2 separate regions of the Homo sapiens genome follow, and region 2 is linked to region 1. A link is a contact called in ENCODE Hi-C or POLR2A ChIA-PET data. All regions are on one chromosome and are shown on one strand. Each heading gives the region's core, a stretch centred on a gene start or an enhancer-like site at or near the end of the contact. The rest is flanking DNA. Distances are from core to core; before and after follow the strand shown. Region 1 overlaps KCNQ1 (potassium voltage-gated channel subfamily Q member 1). Region 2 overlaps KCNQ1 (potassium voltage-gated channel subfamily Q member 1).

Region 1 (4,072 bases), core at 807-3,306:
CCACCACAGGCCAGCCCCAGCTCACACCATGCTTCTCGCTCCTGACTGTGACAGAGAGAGCAAGACAGGGCTGCCCGAACCCCTGCCGGTGCCTGGCACACAGCAGGACCGCAAACCACACGCCTCAACAGTGAGTCCACAAACGGAGACCCAGCCTCACCAGGAGGCCCTTTCGGTCCAGGGAAAGTCTCCGCAGCAGAGGGATCGGTTGCAGCCTCTGGGATTACAGTCCTCAGCAGCCCTTGCAGCGGGCCCTGCATTGGCCCTGGGAGACGGACTGCTGTCTCCCATGTGCAGATGGAGAAACTGAGGCACACAGCAGGTGCGTACTCTGCCTCTGTCCCCAGGCCCACTCAGTAGGGCAGCTGAACTCGTTCCCCTTTGCACGGAACTCCAGGAGGAGGAAGAACGCTGACCCAGGGGCTCGGTGGGTGGCCAGGTCCTGCCGCCCCTCGGCCCACGGCGCCTTGGCTTCCCCAGCTCTTCCTGACACCACCCCTCCCGCTGGGCAGTGCCAACAGGGCTGGCCTGTGACTGTCTGGGAGGCCCTGCCCTCACGCACACCCCTGCACCAGCCCCCAGCCCCTTCTGGCCTTGCCCCGCCAGGGTGCAGCGTTGCCAGGGAGGCGGGAATTTCTGGAGGCTCCAGGTGAGGAGAGAGTGAACAGCAGGCAGTCAGACTCGACTTCAAAAGGCGGCTGAAATGTAGGAATGGGGTTCCAGCTTCTTTACTTTCAATTCTAAATTTAGGTGCAGAGGGGCAAACACAGCCCGGCAGCCTCCTGTTTGTAGAGACCCCCGGGCGCTGAACAGAGAAGCCCGTGTTTGCAAAAACTGCTTCTCCCTCCACTCAAACTTTAACACAAACAAACGCATTTTGTTCCAAGGGCAAAGAAAAGTCTTAAATTCTCCCCAAACGCCTTGGCAGCCAGGGCAGGCGCCACACTCAGGGGATTCGAGAGTTCTCACATCCAAGTTGCGTATCCCCACCCCGGCGAAGGGGACAGGAGGGGACACTCAACCACTGAGCCGGCGCCTTCGCTGGACAGCTGTGGAAACTGGTGGCCGGCAAGGGGAGGGACCTTCCCAGGAAGTCCACCTGGGCCACCCACTGTCCTAGGCTGGACTGCATCCCCCCTAATTCATATTCACCTGGACCCACAGAATGCGATATTTGGAAATAGGCTCTTTGAAGATTCAATCAAGATGAGCTCCTCCTGGATCACCTGGGTGGACCCTAAAGCCAACAGCAAGTGTCCTCATGAGAGACAGGGCCTGACACAGAGGAAAGAGGCGGCCGCACACCGGGCACGCCTGGAGTCTCCAGCCACGGGGAGAGGAGAGGAAATTTCTCCCTGAGCTTTCGGAGGGGCAGGCCCTGTGCACACCTCGCTTCGGGCTCTGGCCTCTAGAGCCCATGAGTTTCTGTTGCTCTGGGCCCAGCAGTTCGCGGACTTTGTTGTGGCAGCTCCAGCACCCTCTCAGGGTGTGTCTGAGGGGTGAGGAGTCCACAGAGTCCAGGCAAGGTCTGGGGCAGATGCAGCATGATGATCAGAATGGCCTGGCCTCCAGGAAGCCACCTCCCACCCAGTAAGGGCCTGTGGCAGCCCCGACGGACGGACAGACATGGAGCAGCCCTGGCTGCCTGGCCGGCGAGGGCGTACTTCACTCCCCGGTGGGGTGAAGGAAGCAGGACAAAGGAGCTGAAAGAAAACAACTGCTCAGGGCGCAGTTGCAAATTGGCAAAACTGGCTTAAAAGCCCCCATCTGGGCTGCTGCCCCTTCTTGCGTTTCTCAAGTTCTGTTTGTCCGAGAAATGCCAGGAACACAGCCCATAACTCAGGCCTCAGGGGCCGCTCCCCCCAGACAGCTGCAGGGCAGCTGAATGGGAGCTGTTTGCCCCACAGCCCTGGGCGGTGGGGGGCCCAGGGCGACCAGGGGCGCGGGGCCTGGCGGGAACAATGGCCAGGCCAGGGCGCGCGATGGCCGAGGCTCGGGCTGCAGCTGACGGTGTGGGCCGGGGCACTGATGCCAAGCCGGGCACAAAGGGGCCGTGTTCCCGGCCAGCGGGCGGATGTTTGCACAGGTGTGGGAGTGGGAGTGCCGCTCTGCTGCGGGCTGGGGGGCTGGGGAGTAGCGTCCGCTGCCCACAGCTCCAGTGGGCGGCTGGGAAGGCAGGCAGGGCAGCAGCGAAGGCTGGGCACTGCTTATCAGCCGTGCCGGGGCCAGTACCCACTGGCTTTTGCTGCACCGCCAGCTCCTCACTGCCCACCTTGCCACCAGCCTCCCGGGAACTCTCCTGGCTCTGGGCCGTCCATCCCCCGAGCACGCCCTACCCATCCACACTCACTGCAGGCAGGCTCCCGCAGGGGGGCTGGGCCCTGCTGCCCAAACCTGCTCAGGCCTGCCACACTGGGGCCTTCGGGGACACAGGCCCCCAGGAAGGCGGGAAGAGGCCGAAAGTGGGGCCTGCCCCAACCCAGGAGCTGTGTCAGCATGCCCCTGCCATCCCTGAGCATTGCAGCACTTTGGAAGCTTCCAGAAAACCTGCTGACTTGGCCTACGTCAGGAGCCACTGCTGAGTGTCTGGCCTCATGGGGGAAGCGGCGGTTGAGGGGGAGGGAGGAGGCACAGCAATCGCAGGGACACGTGCCTGCCTGGGGAGCCACCGGGAGGCTTCTCACCCCACCCAGATATGCTCTGATGGTGGTGGGGGGTCCCGAGAGCCAGCAAGTCCGGTCCTTTCTGGAAGGAGGACTCGGGGCAGACGGACTGGGTCCTGGCACCACCACGTGTTTCCCACGGCTGCCCTGCCCGCCCCCACCTCCAGCCCCCGTGCGGCCCCCAGGCCTTGGCTCCCACCCTGTGTGGGCTTCGACGGCCTCCTCCCCAGCCCCCAGCCCCTGTTGCTACCACGATTCCATCTAACCTGTTATCGGACTGAGTGAGCCCGGAGGTCGGTAGACAAGGGCAGACGCGGGGGCAGGCTTGTGGCGGCAGAGTAGGGGTCACCCTGTCACCTCGGCACTTGGGCTTCTCGGTCCCCACCCAGGGCCACTCCCCAAGGTGTGATGGTGCCACCCTGGGCCTTAGTGGCCTGTGGACGGCCCACCTGGCCCTGCAGCTGTGGGGGGAGATGGGATGGAGTCATTCCCTCCCTGCACTCTGGCCTCCAGCCAGCTACTCCCCTCGGGGTACCCACGTGTTCCCCCTAGAAGCAGCCCTTGAGCTCCATGCATATATAAACGCCGACTTTCACTGGAGGATTTGAAGGCAGCCACCAGCTCCCAGAGGGACACTGGCAAGCTAGGCCTGCCCCCTAAAAATGCCTCAGCCAGCGTCCTCTGAGCCATGAGAAACTGCTGCTGGGCCCACAGGCCAGTGACTTGGGACTTGGGGAGCCTGCAGCTCGGAGGGCGCACCCTGATTCCTGCAGCTGCATCCTCATCGGAACATCTCCCTCTCCCACGTGCAAGCCTGAGTCCCTCAAGGAAGCCCCCACAGACACGGCCCAAGACACCCTGCCCCACCCCTCCCGCACAGCCTCTCTGAGCTTTGGGTGGCTCGGTGTTCCAGTGCGGGATCTGCCTGCTGCACACCGGCTTCCCCAAGGCTCCCGGGCTGCTCTAGGTGGCCGGAACCCACCTTCACAGCCAGGGGCAGCCTCTGGGCCCACAGGCCGGGTCCCTGCTTCCCTAGGCCCAGCTGCACCTATGTCGCCACTGCCCAGGCCCGGCTCCAGAACTTGCAGGCCCAGCATCCACTGGAAACACGGGGGCTCTCTGATCTCTGCTGGGGTCTCTTGAGCCATCATGGTCTTTCCTGTTTGCTGTCTCATGTCTGGCTCCTTGGGGACAGGGGCACTTACAGGGCCTGTGTGGACCCTCAGAGACACGCGAGGTATGCATCTGACGCCGCTCTCCTTGGGCCCTGCCAGGGTGAGGGCCACGGTGGAGGCAGGGAATGGGCAACCTAGGACGATGGCGGGAGGCAGAGCCATGGGGGAGCCGAAACCGCTAAGCCCCCAACACACGCTCCAGTGACCCCTCCGATTTCCCTCTCAAATCTCAAG
Region 2 (3,885 bases), core at 1,350-3,849, 91 kb before region 1:
GATTGTAAAGACACTGATACGGCAGGGTAGTTGGGAGAGGACGGGCCTTCCCATGCCGGGTGCTGAGCTAGACTGGATATCCAAGTAGGGGAAGAGTGGACCTTGACCTCGGCCTCACATTGGACACAAAAATCAATCCCAGATGGAGTGCAGATCTACATGGGAAAGGTGAGCTAATAAAGCTTTAGAATAAACCAGAATATCTTTATGACCTTGGAGTAGTCAAAGTTTCTTAAATAGGACACAAACAGCCCTATCCAGAGAGGAAATGTTTGATTAACTGGACCACATGAAAATTAAGACCTTCTGTTCATCAAAAGACACCATCAAGAGAGGAAGAAGGCAGCCTGCAGAGGGGGAGGCGATATTTGCAATGTGTGTGTCTGTGAGAGAGTGTGAGTGTGTGTATCTCTCTCTCTGACAAATGACTCCAGAATATCTAAAGATATATAGGACCATAAATAAACATAAAACAGGCAGAAGATGTAGGCAATTTATACAGAATGATGTATCTGACTAAATGATAACATGGAAAGGGACTCAACTTCATTAGTCAACAGGTTACTGCAAATTAAAATCACCATTTGATGCTGCTAGACATTCACCATCATGGCTGAAAAGGAAACGACGGAAAATGCCAAGTGTTAGGATGTGGAGCAGCCAGAATGCTGCCTGTGGGAATGAAAATTGGAATGACTCCTTTGGTAGACTGCTGGGTAGTATTCACTAAGAGTAAACATATGCCCACCCAGGACCCTGCAGCTCCACACATAGGCATATATTCCCCAGAAACGCAACCTGATGCTCACCAAAAGCATGTACAGAATATTCTTAAACAGCAACCTACACCAGAAACTGCCTGCTGGCCACAGGTGGTAGAATGGATGAATGATGTAGGCCATGCACACAATGGAGCACCAGTCAGCAAGGAGCATGAGGGAGCACTCTCCCTTCAGCCCCATAGAGAGGCTGCCAGACATCAAATTGAGTGAGGGACATTGGACACAAAGGTGTATGAGTTGCATCATTCCCACCGCATAAAGTTCAAATGTGGGCAAAGCTGGTCCTTGCTGCTAGCAGTTAGGCCTGTGGTTAATCTCAAGGTCAGTGACAGGAAATGGGAGCCTGAGAGGCTTTCTGGGGGTTCTGTTGCTTCCTCCGGGTGCTGCACACATGGGTCCCAGGGACTGAAGATGCCTCAAGCTGCGCACTTGAGACCTGTGTACTAATCTGTGTGCATGCACATTACCCTTTAACTAAAAGTTTAACACCACCACCCTATACCAGGGTAGCCCAGGTGAGCCTAATTAGGTGGATAGCCCTGGCCTTCAGGGCCGCTAGGCCCAGCCCCATCCCACTCCCTCACTTAAGGGGACACGGCTTCCAGACTTCCTGACTAGGTCACCTCCGTGCTTCAGCCTCCAGAGGCTCTGCAGTTCAATCTCCCCTTTCAGGTATCAGCAGAGCACACAAGAGATCTATATGGGATGTGCCCCCCGCCCAACCCCGCCCCGACCCCCTGCCCCAACTGCCAGAAGTGTCTCCATGACAATATCAGTGCAGTTGTGAAGTCCTTTGCCCTCCAGCCACCTCTGTGGCGTGAATGTTCTCTCTGTCACATCCTCCAACACCATCTGCTTGGCTGAGGACCTGAGCAGCATCATGGCTGGGAGTTCACAAGTGGAGAGGGCTGAGCCTGGCCAGAGTGCACTGGGGCAGGGTGATTTGGATGGCCTTTCCCTTGCAGAGGAAATGAGAAGCCTCACTGCTTTCTTCTGGGCCATCCACCTAGACAGTGCGGCCCTCTCCCCATAGCAGCAGCCCTAGGCCAGCCGCTTCTTCCTCACGTGCTCAGACGGAGGAAGTGAAGTTTGGAAAGGTTAGGGGGCCACGGGGGGCCGCCACAGCTGGGCTGATGGCAGGCTGGAAGCCAGATTGAGGGCATCTGATTCCCAATCCCATCTCTTTCCCACTGAGCCATTACGCCTCGGTTTTAATTTAATTAGAAGAACATTTAATCCCCCCGTGCATTTCAGAGACGGGTTTGAGCCTGGCTGGGGCTATGTGGGGCTCTGACGGGGATCCTATGACTCATGCAGCCCTGTACAGCCCTCCCGGGCGGGCCCCCAGAGGGCTTCCTTGGCATCTCGTGCAGACAGAGGTGGTCTGGAGCTTTGCAGAAGACAGGACACTGGTCTAGAAAGACAAAATGGTCTCATCTGTTCTTGACAAGCCCCTCACTCATCCTTCTGGACACTGGTTCCCAGAATGTCCTTTCTGTCCTTTCCCACCAAAGTTTACAGGGAGAGAAATATGGTGAGGAGCTTAGACACTCACAGAGCTGCAGTGCCTGGTACCCTGGGGTCTGTGGGAGTAGGTCACAGTGGACCTGGATGTCTCCAAAATGTCCCAGGCCAAGCTGGTCCCATCAAAAGAGCTAGCCCCTTGGTCCATGAAGCCAAATTTGGGGCCACCCTTGTGACGTTTGCCCTTATTTCCAGACAGCACAGACTGGCCCTGTCCTTGCTGACAAATGCAGAATTCAGGAGACATTAGTAGTGATGTGGATGAAAGCCAGGCCACAGCGGCCTTGCTGGAAAAGAGCAACTCGAATGTCTTGGCGTGAGATTCTGCAGGGTCCAGGAGAAAGTTGAAGACATGGAAATTCTAATTAACGCACACGGGGCTGTTTTTGCTCAAGGATTTGCGAAGCTGTCATGTCACAAGAGGCCAGGCAAGCACATGCTTGCCAGGGAGGTGCTCACAGTCACCTGGTGGGGGTCTCTGCAGCTTTCCCTCTGCCTTCTTTCCACCCCCTCTGCCCAGCCTCGGGGGTCCTGGTCCTCCCCCATGCCCATCTCAATGGGCCGGGTGCTCCCTGAGTGTCCCTCTGGAGAGTGGGACTGAGGGCGGTATCTGTTAACCTCGAGCTGGGGCTTGCCCATCTAAGATGCCAAAACAGAAGAGACAGGGGCCCTTCAGAGAAACCACATGACTGGGCTGGGCAGAGCCATAGGCTGCAGGGCTTATGGGCCTGTCCTCTTGGGCCGTCTATCTCAGGTATCCATGTGCAACCAATGGGGCAGACGTGTGAATTCCAGGCCAGTCCTGGCTGGCTTGGCAGTTGGGGATGCAGTGTGAGGGAGGATTTCACAAAAATGATTTCAGCCTCCCAGGGTTGCTTGGAGAAGCTCACCCAGGCCACACCTGCACACAGCCCCCAAGTTCAGAGCCGCAGATCCTCAGGCCCCTAGCCCTGTGCCTCAGCACTGGCACAATGTGTCTGCAGTCCTTGCTTCATCTTAGGCAGGGTTGAGTGAGCAGCAATCCTAGGGCTTCTCCATGCCTGGGGCTTTGGGGGTTCTGGGGAGGAAGAGACCAAGAGGGCTATACATGCCCTTCTCCCTCCTGGCACCATTCGAAAGGCTTAGGGAACTGGTACTGAGGGCTTTGAGAGCCAAAGGAGGACACAGCCGTACAGCCTAAGTGTGTCCTGGGGGGTTTACTGAGCAGACGTTGGAAAGATGAATGGAAATCTGGTGGCTGCAGATGGGTGACAAGGGCATTCTAGATGGCAGGTTACCACACGCAAGGCACAGGGATGCACACAGGCATGGCACCGTCCCCACCCACTGTCGTGCCAGTGACCCTTGGTGAGCAGAGGATAGTGAGTGGGTCAGAATCCCAGGAACTCATCCTGGCTCTTGGGGTACAGGGCTCCTCTTGTCATGGGGGTGCTCCCCAACTGCCCATGCAGGCCTACAGTCTCTACTTCCCACCTTTCTCTCAGAAGCCCTGTCATATGGTTCTGGGTGGGAGACACAGGCTCAGGGAGTTTGAGGCTGGCAGGGACTCTCTTGTGCCCCATTCAACCTAGGAAGACAG

The links. Hi-C counts contacts between places; a loop is a spot of excess contacts on that map. ChIA-PET counts read pairs that join two places held with the same protein, here RNA polymerase II (POLR2A).
Region 2: a loop to region 1 is called in a map of astrocyte of the cerebellum, with 7 times the contacts of the local background. The contact joins two enhancer-like sites. A Hi-C loop is called at or near these places in 3 of 168 maps with a recorded cell type or tissue (HepG2, astrocyte of the cerebellum and left cardiac atrium). POLR2A ChIA-PET finds 5 or more read pairs at or near these places in 2 of 52 experiments (H1 and K562).

The regions. Positions count from the first base shown.
Region 1 is chr11:2,573,220-2,577,291 of GRCh38, reverse strand. All of the region lies in intron 6 of KCNQ1 (potassium voltage-gated channel subfamily Q member 1), which reads right to left. Among named protein-coding and RNA genes, the nearest start is that of KCNQ1OT1, 120 kb to the left of the region's middle. Within about 2 kb of position 2,056, at least 4 of the 41 ENCODE cell types and tissues checked have a DNase peak (open chromatin) inside an H3K27ac peak, as active enhancers do.
Region 2 is chr11:2,665,210-2,669,094 of GRCh38, reverse strand. The region is part of intron 11 of KCNQ1 (potassium voltage-gated channel subfamily Q member 1); the gene reads right to left. KCNQ1OT1 (KCNQ1 opposite strand/antisense transcript 1) reads left to right here. Exons shown (of 1, transcript NR_002728.4): 1 at 1-3,885. Among named protein-coding and RNA genes, the nearest start is that of KCNQ1OT1, 33 kb to the left of the region's middle. Within about 2 kb of position 2,599, at least 2 of the 41 ENCODE cell types and tissues checked have a DNase peak (open chromatin) inside an H3K27ac peak, as active enhancers do.